2 separate regions of the Mus musculus genome follow, and region 2 is linked to region 1. The links are chromatin contacts, found by Hi-C or POLR2A ChIA-PET in ENCODE. All regions are on one chromosome and are shown on one strand. The core of a region is the stretch at or near the end of the contact, and the rest is flanking DNA. Distances in the headings are between cores, read along the strand shown. Region 1 overlaps Lamc1 (laminin, gamma 1). Region 2 holds the start of Dhx9 (DEAH (Asp-Glu-Ala-His) box polypeptide 9).

Region 1 (4,106 bases), core at 1,069-3,568:
AGCTCATTCTTTCTCCCGCCAGTGCAGTGAAGGTTACAGTGTAGCTAGATCATCTTGCTGGCTGATTTTGTTGTATGGGAGTAATGCCCCTGTGGATATCTTCACGCATGCTTCCTGGTGCTCACATAGGAGAGAGTCTCTGCAACTTGGTGGTGCACTCACAACAATGTGTGTCTTCAATTTTATGAGATAATACTGATTTTTCCCCCCCTGGGGTGGTATCAGTTTGGATGTCCACCAGCAGTGCTGGCAAGCTAGCTGGTCTACCCCTGACACTGGAAATTCTTAAATGTACCAACTCATTAGTATAAGATTGTGTCAAAGTGTTTTGCATCTAAAGTTTTCTTTCCATGTCTTTCTGGATCTTCCCTATTTCTTTTCCTGTAGAATGTTGCTTCATGGTTTTTGCCTTTATTGCTTGGTAGAATTCTGCAGGTACGTTGCTACTGATTCGTCATTAGCTCTGCATTATGTCTGAATGTGATTTGTCTTCTTATTTTTTCTACTTTTTTTTGATATTTTCTTTTTTAAATATCTGGTTTTTTACTATATGTATGAGTGTGTTGCTGGATTCGTGTCTGTGTACCACATGCGTACCTGGTGCCCTCGGAGGTCAGAAGAGGACAGCAGACTCCTTGGAATTAGAATTAAAAATGGAAATGATTCACCATGTGGGTGCTGGGAATCGAATCCAGGTCTTTTACAAGAGCAGCAAGTGCTCTTAATCACCAAGCCATCTATCTGTCCAGCCCTGTTGGGCGGTGTTTCTTAATTTCAGTATGACCATATTTATTAGTACATTCTTTGGCAGTCAGCCCTTCTGTGTCTTATGTAAGAAATCTTTGTTTCTTTTTAAGATCTAAGGTTTGGGTTTTCATTGTGTGCATTTTCCTTACTGGCGAGTGCAAGTCCTTTTCAGATGTATTCTATTTTAGAAAGATCTTAGTTATATTTAGGACTTTTTCTTCCGTGTAAATTCTAGAATGAGGTTTCTCAGAAACTTCTTTGCATCTTGATTTAATCCATACTGACTTGATGCCCATTTGGTTTGCGTTAACGTTCAGATATTATTGAGTTTGTCATAAACTTGTCATAATTTACATGTTTTTAAGTAATTCCAATAATGTTTTATAATTTCAACCTCAAGAGTCTTGTTTTTCTGTTGGATTCATTCCTGGGTTCTTTTTTATTGCTGACTTAATTTCAAAGTAAACCGTAATCCTTTGTAGCAGTGTGCAGAAAAGTGTAGCTTTTAAAATATGGGGCTTCAAGGGATTTGTTTAATTCTCTTCTTTTGATCATTTATCTTTAGATTCATTCAAGTTTTTTATGTAGACAGTCATCCATAAAAATAATAGTTTTATGTCTTCGTGCTAATCATATTCAGAACTGCGGATTCTGAAATCTTATTTATAATCTAAGTTTGGTACAAATAGTGATGAGGCTTATCAGGTGTCATGGCAGACACTGATCACAGCTGCTCGGAGAGATACAGGCAAAAGCATCAAGAATTCAAGGTCACCCTCAGATGGAGGGCTGCCTCTGCAGACAAGAGCAACAGAAAAGGAACAAGTGACAGAATTGTTGGGGCTGGGTACAGGCTTTCAGTCCCCACAGCATATGGTGTCTCTGAGTCGGATTCTAAGTTTTGGGGATAGGTAGGTCCATGTGTCATCCAGCTGTAGGTCCTGAGACGTTGCCAGTAGAGTATGCTACGGTCCCCTTAGGAACAGCTAGGGTATGAAACAGAGAAAGCAGTCCCATAAAGCAAAGAATTGCCCAAATTCCATTCAGCTTCAAGTTCTCACAAGATATTGTGCCATTAAAAACCAGAGTATAACTACCTGAGTCTAGAACATAACTTTGATACATAGACACACACACATATAACTTTTCTCAGATTTTATTATACATAATTTCCCATGACTTCACTACTCCGTGCACATGTGTGTGTGTGTGTGTGTGTGTGTGTGTGTGTCTGCCCACGCGCATGCACACGTGCGTGTATTAACTGAGGACTGAGTTACCCATGAGAACAGCTTCCTCTTCCTGCAGCATCTGGCTGTTGTTGCTTCAGCTGCACTCAGTATGCGCCAATCCATCTGTTTTTCTGCGATTCCCATGGAGACTGAATCTGTATAATTTGCATGTTCTTATTGTCTCTTTCTCCTAACATTTTTTTTTACTGGCATTTTTTAAGCCGAGGTCTGTGTCTTCCAGGATGGGGTGGGGAGCTCATTACATGTCGCCGGGTGGGTGAACCAGCTGACCCACTGAGAGGATTGGCAGCTTGCACCTTGATCTCTCAGAGTGAGCTGCTGCAAACCAAACCAAAGTGTGGCTTCCATGCACTCACCAAGCTTAGGAGGACAGGGTTGTACACTCTGAGTGTCCCTAACTCTCTCCCTACGAAAGCTTCGGCTATGCACAGCCCAGCTGCCAGCCGCTTTTCAGTCAGTGCCACAGGAAGCAGAATCAGCCAGCTAATCCTTTCCCAAGTTCCCGACTTGAGATGTTGTAAGATGCAGAAATGGTAGGCTGTGAACTTTAACTTGTACTGCCATAAGGGGCAGAAACAGTAAGTCTCTGGCGTTACTGGGCTGGAGAATCTGCCTTCGTTCCTTTCTGGAAGGGTTCCTTTCTGAACTTGTGGATTCCCTGGAGAAGTTGGACTTCTCTTTGGCTTCAGCTAGAGCGCTCCGGGAGAGGAGCCAGAGATGTCCCGAGGCTATGCATTTTTTTGTGTGTGTGTGAGAACTGTAGTTTGGCAGACATTTTAAAATGAGTTACCAGCCCAGGAATCTTGTGTCTGGGTGCTCAGGCTCCTTCCAGCTGGTATCCTCAACTGTCTACTGAGTGGTAGACAGGTGCAGGCTGAGTTTTGGCAGGGCTGTCACTGGGGACTGTAAGAGAGCAAGCTGTCTTCCTGTTCCTGGTATCTGTAGGTTCCTAGTGAAAACCCCTGCTTTCAGAACCAGCCCTGGCTTCCTGGTTGTTTCCCAGAGATTCTGCATTGAGACCCCGCCATCTTCCAGCATGTTCGTGTCCTTTGGCCTCTTCCTCCCCCCTCTTCTTCTTCTTCAGAGTCATGCCATTGGCTGGCCTCTGCCCCTCAGCACTCTTACTCATACTAAAAGTGCTCATTTCAGTTACCTTACCTTCTAATCCAGAGCGAGCATGCGCACCAACTGGCTCCTTTGGTGGGTGTCTCAGATTACTCCTTTAGCTGATGATAAGCAGCTTGAGAGCCGAGAAGGCCTAACCATTTGTAATTCCCAGTGGTGTTCATTAACTAATTTAGATTCTGTGACCTTTGCTGTGTTTACATTTTCGCCTCCAGACAGAACACAGTGTGTTTGGAGGGGTGATGCTCACAGAGGCTGGAACTCAAGGAATGATTGTCTTGATCTTGGGGTTTGCTAACACAAGCACAGGTGAAGGCCCCAAGAGGCCCACATAGTGATCACTCCATTGTTCCAGAGCTTGGCTCCGGTTTTCAGGGGTTCTGCTTCTTCGCCGGGAGGGCGAACACCAGCCGTGTCCAGATTTGTGTGTTTATATTTGGAGGATGAGAGTGCTGAAGTCCAGTTTCTCATTAGGGCTTCACGGCACAGTAAATGGAAAAGCCTGAGAAACTTGTAAGTCTGGATGTGTCTCCTCCTGCTGAGTTTTGTGGTGGCTGTCCCGAGTGTGTGCACTCTTGTGTCTCCTCTTGTCTCTCTAACTCACAAGTCCCAGCCCTCATGAACTCACTTCTGCTTTAATAACACGCCACTGTGTATCCTGTAGCCAAATCTAGTCACTGTCAATTTCTTTGGTAAATAGGACACTTTTCTTACCATAACGCCCACATTCCATTTCCTTTTGTAACAAGTGTCATTTTCGGTATATACTTCAACCCTTACAAATGGTTGTGAGCCAACGTGTGGTTGTTGGGAATTGAACTCAGGACCTCTGGAAGTGCTCTTAATCAGTGAGCCATCCCTCCAGGCCCCAATATATTTTATTGCTTTTATTTTATGGGCATTAGTATGTTTTTGCCTGCACATAAGTCTGGATTAGGTTGTGAGATCTTAGAATTGTAGACAACTATTAACAGTCAGTTG
Region 2 (4,106 bases), core at 707-3,206, 180 kb before region 1:
TCTGAGGCTTCCTTCTGGTGCATCTGAAGACAGCAACAGTGTAACAGTGTGTACTTAGATATAATAATAAAATAAATCTTTAAAAAATAAAAATAAAAAAAGAAGATCCTCTCAATGGGCCAAGTCTTTTTTTCTCTGCGGGCTTTGGAAAGTTTGGAAGCTGGATCACCCGGGGTCAAGATCTGCATTTTTATTTTCAGACAAAGTCACATGAGCAGAGAGGAAGAAGCCACCCCACAGGGGCCCTGTAGAATTTAGAACACCGTGTGAAGGAGGCAGGTCCTTAAAATAGAGAAAGGGTTGGTGAAAGTAGCAGAAGTGAAATTTCTGTCAGTCTGTGTGTTCTGCGCTGACTCCCTTGTCTCTGCACACTAGGCAAGCCGACCAGCAGAGGGCTGCACTCACCCTCTGGCCTGAGGAGTTTTAAACACCGTTCTCCTTTGGAAGTTTCCATAATTCTGTTCGCATGGGTGGAGATCAAATCGGGGCTTGAGGCATGCTAGTTTTCACAAAACAACAACAAACAGACAACTAGGTTGGGGATGCTGGGCTTGAGTGTAGCTTAGTAGTAGGGTAACCTTGAGTTACTCTTCAGTACTTCAAAAATACAACACCCCTCAAAACAAGTATTAAACTCAAGAGTCTTCTCACTTGAAGCTAAACAAAACACAGGATTTTGAGATAATTGGGAGCATGCCTTTAATCCCAGCCTGAGGGGTGAGGGGTGGGGCAGAGGCAGACAGATCTCTGTGAGTCCCAGGACAGCCTGGTTTACAAATCCAGGATAGCCAGGGCTACACAAAGAAACCCTGTCTTGGAAAAAAAAAAAAAAAAAAAAAAAGAGTCCCTCGTCCCTCTCCCCAGCCAAAAGGTAAGTGGAGAAGTTGTGTCTTGAGCTAGGGTTTTCTTTTTGGTGGGGTAATGGGTTTTACTACAATGGGATTAATGGCATATACCACCACCCCTGGCAATAAACCAATAAGCCAGGGCTCTCTTTCTTGTCTTAGATTCATTTTACTTTATGTCTTATGGCCTGTAGGTCAGTGCACCATGGTTGTACCTGCTGGGTCCCCTGGAATGGAGGTTATGGTTGTGTGTGAGCCACTGTGTGATTGAGAACTGAATCCAAGCCTTCCACAAGAGCAACAAGTGCTTTTAACTTCTAAGGTTTTTGTTCCTTTGCTGTTTAGACAGGATCTCATTATGTTGCCCTGGCCTTCCTTAAACATAGACCAGACTGTTTTGAACTTACGGAGGTCTGTCAGTCTCTGTTTCCTGGGTGCTGTGACTGGAGGCAAGTGCCACCATGCTACACACTGCCTGCAGCATTTTATTTCTTTTCTTTTTTCTTTTTCTTTTGGTTTTTCGAGACAGGGTTTCTCTGTGTAGGCTTGGCTGTCCTGGAACTCACTTTGTAGACCAGGCTGGCCTCGAACTCAGAAATCTGCCTGCCTCTGCCTCCCAAGTGCTGGGATTAAAGGCATGCGCCACTACTGCCCGGCTGCCTGCAGCATTTTGATGAAGCAGAAATACTTCAGTCCTTGTATTTTAACATACAGCACCCATAAATACATTGCTTTGGCATATTTTAAAGTGGCTATTCTGATAAACTCTGAAAGGATTAATCCTGTAACACTGCCCTTACGTAAGATAAACTATCAAAAAGGAGATCCATGGTGGCATGTCTCTAAATTTTGCCTTCAGAGGTGGAGGCAAGTGGACTGCGTTAAGTGGTGGGCTAGCTTGCTCTACAAAGACAAAGGCAAGGAGACATAACTTCCAGAAACCAAGCTGGTTAGCGACTGACAGGAAATTATGGGCCTAGGCCAGCAGATCTCGCGCGACCTCAGGTTTGGCGCCCGGAAGTGGTTCAAGCCCCGCCCCCTCGGGGCGTGCTGGCTCCGGAGTTGGCCTACCGCGCAGGCGCGAGTCGCCGACTCCGCCCCCTGGGTCCTGCAGTCGGAGCCATTTCGCCGCTGCTTCCATGCGGGTGAGGTGTGTTCTTTCGCCGTTCTCGTGGAAGGTTGGCGCTGCGAACTCGCCTAAGAAGGCTGTGCTCTCGGGCACGGAAAAGCGGAGGAGGGTAAGAAAGGGGGCGTTGCGGCCCCGGACGCGGGCTCATTGCTGCGGGCCGACGCCGGCCTCCGCGGCTCAGCCGTGGCTTTGTTGTGAGGCGCGGGCGGGCGAGCGTGTGGGGGAGGGGCAGCGCGGCGGGTACCCGGATTTACGGGCCGTGGGCGCCTCGCGCAGCGGAGCTCCCGTGGCCCTAGGCCCTGGGGTTCCTTGCACAGACTGGCCGCTCTCGGAGGCCTCTTCCTCACTCGGCCTGACGGGCGGCGGGTGTCTGTAATCAGTTGCGTGTAGGGGTAGCGGCTCGACGCCACCCGGCGCGTGGTGGTGGGGGGTCGTCCGCGGTTCTAATCCGGGACACCCGGGCCCCGTGGGGGTGCCCGCTTTGGGGTCCGGGGCTTCGCTGCAGGTCCTCCCGCTCCGCACTGGTGACGGGGCATGGCTGGGTGGGGCGGGATGAGGAGCAGGTGGTAGGAAAATGAATGCATGATTTAGTAAGTGATGGCGGAATTACACCGCGCAACGGGATAGCCCCGCTGTAGATAACGGTCGAAAGGGAGGGCGCCTCAGTCTGAGGGGTGCACGAGCCTGAGTCTGGCTTTGAGGTGCACAGTGTATCCGCTCCAAAGGGCAATGAGAGATCAGTTACGCCTAAGGCCAGACCTTCCTGGAGGAAGGGAGGGCCGGCCACGTGACCTGAGGGTGCGAAAAGAGATGAAAGAATTTGTTTCCGGGTGGCAAGAATGAAAACACAAAATTGGGAGCCATGACTCTAGCCTTTCATTCCAGCACTGGGGTTTGGTGGTGGAAGGTATTGTTCGATCTCTTGAGTCCGGGGCTACTACACATAGAAATCTTGTCTCATAAAACAAAATTTGATTTATTCCGATATGTGTGTGTATACGAGTATACGTGTATACGTATCAGGTAGTGGTGGCAAGTGAGAGAGGAGCTGTAGAAAAACAAACGAGTAATAGTGGAGGCATTTCTGGAGCCAAAACAGCAGGGCAGATGTGACATGATGGAAAATTTGGCATCCATCTAGGCTCTCGACAAGAGGATAAGTTCTAGGTCTGTAAAAGAAGTTGTGGGGTTTTTGTTTGTTTTTTTGGTTTTTCGAGATAGGGTTTCCTCTGTATAGCTCCAGCTATCCTGGAACTCACTCTGTAGACCAGGCTGGCCTCGAACTCAAATCCGCCTGCCACTGCCTACCAAGTGCTGGGATTAAAGGTGTATGCTACCACGCCCAGCTTGCTATTTTATGTAAATAACTACACTGTAGCTGTCTTTGGAAACACCAGAAGAGGGCATCATCTCATTACAGATGGTTGTGAGCCACTATGTGGTTGTTGGGATTTGAACTCAGGACCTCTGGAAGAGCAGTCAGTGCTCTTAACCGCTGAGTATTTCTAGGGGGCCATTTATACTCTTTATTCTCCAGTTTTCTTAAATTTCCTCAGTTCAAAGTAATAAAAGTAAAACCAAACAGTACAATAGGCAGTTTAAGGATTAAATAGTTCCTAATCTACTAAGGATATCAGCACCACTTTAAGGATTCAAGAAATAGCTGTGAAAGATCTTTGGGGATCGGATTAGAATTTCCAATTGTGAAGTTGGGTTGCAACTAAGAATATACTTAGGTATAAATTTATTACTGAGATGCCTAGTTAGTTTATAGATGGGAATATTAGTATTTTCCTCGGGTAAATTTTGGAGCCTTAAGGGCTGTATCGATCTGTTTGGACTTAGTTAGCATGAATGTTTAAAATTAAATGGGTTTTCTAGAGACAAAGGGGTTTGATAGGCCCTATATTTTGTTACTCATTTACTTTGTACATTTACTTATGTTGGGGGTTTTTGTTTTGGAGACAGGGTTTCTCTGTAGACTTGGTAGCCTCCAACTTAAAGAGATCAGCCCTTCTCTGCTCTCCAAGTGCTGGAATTAAATGCCTGAGCCAGAACAGCCAGACTTGTGAAGGAGTCTATTGTCTTTAGCTTCTTTTTGTTTTTTCGAGACAGGGTTTCTCTTCTTTAGC

Evidence for each region. A loop is a pair of places that touch in the nucleus more often than their neighbours do. ChIA-PET counts read pairs that join two places held with the same protein, here RNA polymerase II (POLR2A).
Region 2: a map of regulatory T cell shows a loop between it and region 1 (2.5-fold over the local background). The contact joins the promoter of Dhx9 here to the enhancer-like site in region 1. A Hi-C loop is called at or near these places in 1 of 37 maps with a recorded cell type or tissue (regulatory T cell). POLR2A ChIA-PET finds 5 or more read pairs at or near these places in 1 of 5 experiments (embryonic stem cell).

Annotation. Positions count from the first base shown.
Region 1 is chr1:153,307,082-153,311,187 of GRCm38, reverse strand. All of the region lies in intron 1 of Lamc1 (laminin, gamma 1), which reads left to right. Among named protein-coding and RNA genes, the nearest start is that of Lamc1, 24 kb to the left of the region's middle. Within about 2 kb of position 2,318, at least 3 of the 3 ENCODE cell types and tissues checked have a DNase peak (open chromatin) inside an H3K27ac peak, as active enhancers do.
Region 2 is chr1:153,485,510-153,489,615 of GRCm38, reverse strand. It overlaps Dhx9 (DEAH (Asp-Glu-Ala-His) box polypeptide 9), which reads left to right and starts at 1,956. Exons shown (of 28, transcript NM_007842.2): 1 at 1,956-2,083.